2 separate regions of the Homo sapiens genome follow, and region 1 is linked to region 2. Evidence: chromatin loops called from intact Hi-C (ENCODE). Cell type or tissue: Caco-2. All regions are shown on one strand.

Region 1 (4,000 bases), 54 kb after region 2:
GGATGAAGTAACTCCCTGATAGTGTGCCACGGCACAGCTTGGCTCAAGCCTTGCAAATGCTAGATGAGAAAGTATCGATGAGACATGAACGAATGGCATCAGCTAGGGGCAGCTGCATCTGCCCTTCTTGGTGATAAGTGGCCATGTCTGCTCAGCCCAGGTTCTCTTCACCCACTCAGTCCTGACTTCACGCTTCCGCCTCCAGCTCTGGCGCCCCCTGAGCCCCGCTCACCCGACGCAGGGCTGGCTCAGGGCCGGCTCACAGCCTCACTGCGCCCCATTCCCAGCCCCGGCCCCAGCCCAGGACTGGGCCCAGCCGTGCTCAGGTGAGCTGCCTCGCCCTACTCAGCCACCATGTGTAGATTTTAAGCTTTTATTTATTTATTTATTTTTTAACTGGAGGAATCTGTCACACACCACCAAGAAAATTGTGTTCTCCTCTGAAAAAAAAAGTCATGCAAAAAAATCAGATTCATAATAGAAAAGGAAGTATACCTCCAAAATAGGCAAAAATATGTTTTATGTTTTAAAAACATGCAAAATAATTTCATGATGAAATACCTTGATTTGCATGTGACTTAGAACTTATTTCATATTAACCAGATTCAGTTGCTGTGATAAATCTATTATGTGTTTTAGAAAATCTATTTTTAAAAAATATCTATTTTTAAGCCAGAAGAAAAACCTGGCATTTGTGTATCCATGTGTAAGCTAGCCTGCTTGGTATCATGCAGTCAAGGTACTAAAAGATTAATAAAATTAATTTTAAAAATCTCCTGTTACAGACTAACAAATAATATATTTCCTCAAATTTTCTGGGCTATACTACTTTGTATTAATGCAATCTGAATTTTCAGATACAAATACCAGTCAATGGTTGAACTTAAAAGCAATAGGGTTGGGAGGACCTTTGCAATATTGGTCATTAAATCATAAGTAAAATTATTCTGGACCATAGTAAGTGGAATGCCCTAACTTTTCTTAGTTCAAACTCTGCACATTGATTCTGAAGTTCATAATCATGCCCTTTTATGTGCTTTAAGCGGACATCCTGACTTTGTGGTGTATACTTTTTGTAAGAGAGCAGGTAACTCCAGCACAGAAGAAACCATGTAATGCAGAAGGGGGGAGGACTTCAGTGGCACTATTCCATTTTTATTGATCCAGACTGTTGCTTTCAGTCCTGCATTGAGGCCTCCTTGGACGTCGGTTTCTAACGTATCACTGACCATCATACAGTCCCCAGGTTGTACTTTGAGAAGATTGCAGCAGTAATAAAATATGGATGGTGCTGGCTTCTCTCTCTGCTCTCCACCTCCAATAGCGTGGAAATACGACTGACAGGCACAAGGCTCAATCTTCTCCCTCTGGATCTGTCTGTCCCCATTCCTTAATAAAAATAGGCAGACCTTCTTTCAAAGTTCGGTGAGCATGACTTTGATATTTTCTGCTAGTGTCATAAGCTGTAAACGTGTAGATTTCCAAAGGAAGTGACATTCTCCAGTCAATTTTCTATTGGCGGCACCATCTTTTGTTTCCTGGACTGCTTCTTCCCAATTGAAGTCCTTAGATCAGTAATGCATGTACTGTAAGGATGAAAACATTCCTTCCTGAGTTTAACTTGAACTTTATCACAGATGATTTCAGCCTTTTCTTAAAATGATATTTTGATTGTAAGAGCTTTATCACCTCCAACAGGTCTCTCCTGCTCACCCTGGCCATGTCGATGAGCATGCTGTCCAGGTCAAAGAAAGAGGCCAGCATGTGGCTCATCCCCATAGCCCCCATGGCTCCCGCCACCCTCGCACGTGTGAGGTGGGCGTCCCGGCAATGTCTTACTTTTAATAATGTGTGATTTTTTTCATTGATGGCTATTACATTTTTTATCATGTTTTAGGTTCTTCTATGTACTGTAATGAATTCTCTTCAACAGTTATCTATTTTTTTCAGTTGATTAGTCTTAATTATCATATCTTTACATGCCTATCTGGGAAATAATAAAATGCTCTCTAGAATTGTGCAACATGGCAGCCTTGTTTAGAAGAAATTGACAGTGTTGAATTTCACCTAAGTTCTGTGCTCCTGGAAAAGAGCAAGATGGAGAAATCCCCCACCCTTTTGTGTTTCAGAAAGGCCTTGCTGCAAAGAAGCACCCTTTCCCATATAATTTAGATAAAACTCATGTATACTGCCTTGTTTACCTATGACAAGGCCAGAAACAGACTCCAAATTCCCACTCTTTGCCTCATAAATGATTAACTAAGCTTGTTTGTACTAATGATCAATGGGAACAAAATGCTTGTTAATCACACTTTGGTTAAGATTCTATCTATCCGCCAGGTCTCTGAACCTTGGCCCATCCTCAGTCTGAGTCAGCATGTAACCCTTCTTCAACAGCATCTCTGGAGAGAAGGCTGGCTTCTGGGTAAAACATTCTTTAATCCCATTCTCTTATCCCACCTGCCCACATCCAAATCTTTCTAATCTAGTTTACTCCTCTCTATAAAAGAAAAACTCTTTTCACCTAACTCTTGAGAAGCTTGCAGGTATTATGGTCAAAGAGTTCCTGTTATTGCAATAGCTCCCCTTCTCCTATTGAAAGAGACCCTTTTCCTCTTAGAATAATCCTTCCAACAAAGTCTCCTTACTAAGTCTGAGTTTGCTTTTTGACAGGACCCACTCATTACCTTTCATTAAATTTTTTTTTCTTTCCTATTCTCAAATAAGAAAAAATTATTTTGCCATATCTGGCCCTTACCTGATTTAGGTTTTTAAAAAACTTTTTGGAGGTATAACTTACATACATACAAATGTATGTATAACTTGCATATATTTAAGAGGTAAAATTTGGTGATATTTGACAGATGTATAACCCCTGTGAAACTTGTATTACACAATGTATGGCACATTTCTGTCACCTCTGTTTTCTTGAGCCACTTTGCATATAACCTCCCTTCTGCCCTTGGCTCTTCGCAACCACTGATCTGTTCTCTGTCAGTATATGCTAGTTTGCATTTTCTAGAACTTTTTATGTGTGGAATTATATGGTGTGTCTGGCTTCTTTCACCAGCATAACGATTTCGAGATTCAACAATATTGTTGCAGTTATTAGTAGTTAATTCCTCTTTTGTTATCGGGTATTATTCCATTTGTATAGATATACCATATTCTTTATCCACTGATCTATTGATGAATATTTCTTATTTTTCCCCCAGTTTTAAGGTTGCTATAAGCTGAATGTTTGTGTCTTCCCAAAATTCATATGTTGAAAACTAATAATCCCTAATGTGACGGTGTTTGGAGGTGGGGCCTTTGGGAGATGATAGGTCATATGGTTGTTGGGAGGTGGGGCCTTTGGAGATGATAGGTCATATGGTTGGAGGCCACATGAATAGGATTGCTGTCCTTATAAAAAAGGCCTCAGAGAGTTCCTCTGCCTCTTCTGCTGTATGAAGAAACAATGAGAAGATGGCCATCTGTCTATGAACCAGGAAGTGGGACCTCACCAAAAACTGAATCTGCCTGTGGCTTAATCTTGGACTTGCCATCCTCCAGAACTGTGAGGAATAAATTTCTGTTGTTTATAAGCCATGCAGTATATGGTATTTTTGTTATAGCAGCCCCCACTGAGAGGGATATTGCAAATAAAATTACTATGAACATTTAAGAACAAGTGTTTGTGTGAACATATATTTTCATTTCTTTTGAGGAGGAGTAAAAGGGCTTGGTCCAAAGGTAGGTATATATTTGAATTCTAAGAAACTGTCATAGTACTACCATTTTACATTTTCACTAGCAGTGAATAAGCCCCTTTTAGGTTTGAATTAAGATTATATAGTTTGGGAAGAAACAACACGTTAGTGATATTCAGTTTTCTATAAAGGCAAATGCTATACATTTTTAGTTACTAAAAATGTTCACATTACTCAGTGAAGTTTTTCTTTTTTTAAAATTTTTAATTCCTTCATGTCATCCTTGTGCAGTGGCCATGTTAATCTTC
Region 2 (4,000 bases):
TAAAAATACAAAAATTAGCCAGGCATAGTAGTGGCAGCCGCCTATGATCCCAGCTACTGGGGAGGCTGAGGCAGGAGAATCGCTTGAACCCGCTGGAGATCGTGGTGAGCCAAGATCGCACTCCAGTCTGGGCAACAGAGTGAGACTCCATCTCAAAAAAAAAAAAAAAAAAAGAAACTACTAGCTATATTCGCTGTTTCTACAAGTAACTATAAATTAATCTAACAATGCCACATTCTGGACAGTATAACCCACACACTGTAGCTCAATAATGTATAGCCAATCACTAATCAATGTTATTTCTGTGAACTGATGAGAATTCCTGACAAACAATTTTGTATAAGCCCACTCCTTATCCTCTTTTTGCCTTCAAAAATCTGCTTGTAGCGCCGGGCGCGGTGGCTCACGCTCGTAATCCCAGCACTTTGGGAGGCCAAGGTGGGCGGATCACGAGGTCAGGAGATTGAGACCCTCCTAGCTAACACAGTGAAACCCCGTTTCTACTGAAAATACAAAAAAATTAGCCGGACGTGGTGGCACGCGCCTGTAGTCCCAGCTACTCGGGAGGCTGAGGCAGGAGAATGGCGTGAACCCAGGAGGCGGAGCTTGCAGTGAGCGGAGATCGCGCCACTGCACTCCAGCCTGGGTGACAGAGTGAGACTCTGTCTCAAAAAAAAAAAAAAAAAAAAAATCTGCTTGTAGCAAAGGTCTGAACGGAGCACTTCCCAAGACAATTTGGAAGTGTGTCCCAGGCAGCTGTTCTCTACTTTGGCCCAAATATACTCTATATTAATTCTGAGGCTCAGCTTCTTTTGTTTTAGTTTGACAAGAGAGATGAATAAAAAGAGAAATGAACAACCACAACCTGGGCTACCTCTCGTTAGCAAACACATAGGCTCCAGGGCCCTACACTGAATTAAGGGAACGGTCCAAATTCCAGTAGTAATTCCCATGTGAAGAGGATTATAAGTCTGGCAAGTATCAGAGAGCTCATTAGAAGTAGATTACATAAATCCTACACATTTCACAAAGTGGGACATGGGAACCAAGTCTAGCAGTATAGATACCAGTTAGATACCGTGGGCAAATTAAAAAGAAATATCAATTGTGTAATCATTGTAGTCATTAACATCAAGTGAATATTTAGTAAAGTACTATTCTAAGCATTCTGTATTGACTCATTTAATTCTCATGTCAACCTGAAGAGATAGATACTATTATTCCCTCCTCCCCCATTATTTTCCCCTATTATTTTCTAACTTGTACAAGTAAGGAAACTGAGACAGAGTAAATTTCCTTGCCCAAGTCACATAGTAAGGGGTAGAGGGAGAAGTTCTTAACTGTTATAGTATACTGCCTCTATACAAGAGAAAAAACGAACCCTCTACACTGTTCTCCATCTCCACTACCACCTCCTACTCATAGCAACCCCTCCCACTCAAACCACAAGGAAAGACACATGACCGATAATAAAACTACTCGGTAAGATTTATGCAATATATTCTGCTTGCCAGGGATTGTTCTGTGTATTTCTACACAGAATGTAATCTTTACAATATAATCCCTAGATTACAGATAAGGAAACGAAAACAGTAAAGGGCAGTAATTTCCCAAGGTCACACAGCTAGCTGGGATTTAAGTCCATTATGTCTGGCAACACAGAACACATGCCCTTTCCCAGGCAGGTCTATACTGCCTCACCTCTGTTTCCCTAGCTACTGTAATTGACTCAGGGATGAACCCCAGCTGGGTCAATCAGAATCTTTCTCCAGGATTTTCTGCTGCATCTATCAGGGAACTCTTGCATTTTTGAAGTAATTAAACATTGTCCCTGAACATAAATGACCCTTGAGTGTTTTAGGAAGAATGAAGAAAGAAAAGTAGAGCTGAACTCCATTTTTGATATTTACTACAGGGAGTAAAGGGAAGCCATGACAACCTCACTTGAACTCTTGGTCCAGTCCTGTTTAATGTCCATCCTACCCAATTATGTGAGCACAAAATCCTCCCCACCTACTTTACATATATATATAATATATATATTATATATATAATATATATATTTAATATATAATATATATATTATATATATTTAATATATAATATATATTATATATATTTAATATATAATATATATTATATATATTTAATATATAATATATAAAATATATATATAATATATATATTATATATATTTAATATATAATATATAAAATATATATATAATATATATAATATATATATTATATATATTTAATATATAATATATAAAATATATATATTATATATATATAATATATATATATATAGTGAGAGAGAGAGAGATGAGTCATGCTATGTTGGCCTCAAGCAATCCTCCCTCCTTGGCCTACCAAAGTGTTGGGATTACAGGTGTGAACCACCATGCCCAACCTCTACCTACTTTTTTTTTCTTAAGTTCGCTTGAATTCCATTTCTGTCACTTTGGATAACAAGACTAACACATGATAACTTAAATTCCCACCAACATGAGAATTCCAGTTTTTCTGCATCTTTAGAAAGTATTAAGCATATGAATTAACAGAGAGAACACTAGAGATTAGAGAAAAGCAAGAATATGATTCCTGAAAGGTGCTTAATACATAACTTGACAAAACTAACTTTAATTGCCAGCAGTAGGATTTTTAAACTTTTTTTTTTTTTGAGACAGATTCTTGCTCTGTTGCCCAGGCTGGAGTGCAGTGGCACCATCTCGGCTCACCGCAAGCTCCGCCTCCCAGGTTCACGCCATTCTCCTGCCTCAGCCTCCCAAGTAGCTGGGACTACAGGCGCCCGCCACCACACCCGGCTAATATTTTGTATTTTTAGTAGAGATGGGTTTCACTGTGTTAGCCAGGATTGTCTTGATCTCCTGACCTCGTGATCCGCCCGCCTTGGCCTCCCAAAGTGCTGGGATTACAAGCATGAGCCACCGCGCCCAGCCAGAAAAGGATTTTTAAAAACAAAAGTATAGACACAAGGTGAAAATTCTACAGAAAAATATGTAACAGAGTTCTGAATGAATAGAAGAAAGCAGAGTTGAGGAATGGGTGAATTGCTTAATCTTTCACCTGCTGAGTTTTCATTCCCTGTACAGCAGAAGGAAAAAAAAGAGAAAACTTTTTTAAGAAAGAAATTCAGTAAGCAGCTTTCTGAAAACACTCATTTCTGTCACTGAAATTGCTACAAATGCAAATATCCACAATACCTTTCCCTGTATTCTAGAAGAACACTTCCATATTCTCTGTGCAGAGGCTTTTGGTTATAATTCCTGGATTTAAAGCATCCAAAGAGAGAAAGCTCCAGGTTTGCACATACTGCTTTAATTAAACAATAATGGATTTTTAGTAAGTAGGGTCTTTTGCTCTCTAAATCTAAAGAACTAAAGGTAGATAAAAGAAACATCTTTTGCTGTAAGTGAAAAAGTAATTTTTGCTCTACTATATATATATTTCTGGGAAGAAAAAAAATCTCACCCTCAAGCTTGTGTTCTTTAAAATGAAATATTTTGACCAAGCAGAGTGGCCCATGCCTATAATCCCAGCAATTTGGAAGGGCAAGGCAGGATAGCTTGAGACCAGGAGTTCAAGACCAGCCTGGGCAACATAGAGAGAGACCTCATCTCTATTTTTAAAAAACGAAATGTTAAAATATATGATGGTAGTTTTACATATTTCTAATTTTTTATTATAGATAATGCAGTCTGGTGTCTGACATATTACATTTGTTTGCTTAATATTTTTTCTAGAAAAGGTTTTTATCCTGGAAAAAAAAGAGGGAAAACATTTTGAAGATTTCTTTTAGAAAAGTAATGGAAGCTGGGCGCGGTGGCTCATACCTGTAATCCCAGCACTTTGGGAGGCCAAGGTGGGTGGATCACCTGAGGTCAGGAATTTGAGACCAGCCTAGCCAACATGGTGAAACCCTGTCTCTACTAAAAATACAAAAATTAGCAGGGCATGGTGCAGGCACCTGTAATCCC

Evidence for each region. Peaks named below come from ENCODE experiments on the same cell type or tissue, not always from the same donor. Only the 100,000 strongest peaks of a DNase experiment are listed, where the experiment ranks them.
Region 1: it touches region 2 in a loop (4-fold over the local background); 4 of 110 quality-filtered maps call a loop at or near these places.

The regions. Positions count from the first base shown.
Region 1 is chr5:119,007,616-119,011,615 of GRCh38, reverse strand. It overlaps a transcript of DMXL1-DT not described here, the pseudogene RNU6-373P, the pseudogene NANPP2 and the pseudogene CATSPER2P2. Among named protein-coding and RNA genes, the nearest start is that of DTWD2, 21 kb to the right of the region's middle. In Caco-2, no CTCF peak of the experiment used is centred here; a DNase peak (open chromatin) is centred at 2,365.
Region 2 is chr5:119,061,327-119,065,326 of GRCh38, reverse strand. All of the region lies in intron 1 of DMXL1-DT (DMXL1 divergent transcript), which reads left to right. Among named protein-coding and RNA genes, the nearest start is that of DMXL1-DT, 7.6 kb to the left of the region's middle. RefSeq lists an enhancer at 1,355-1,464. In Caco-2, no CTCF peak of the experiment used is centred here; no DNase peak of the experiment used is centred here.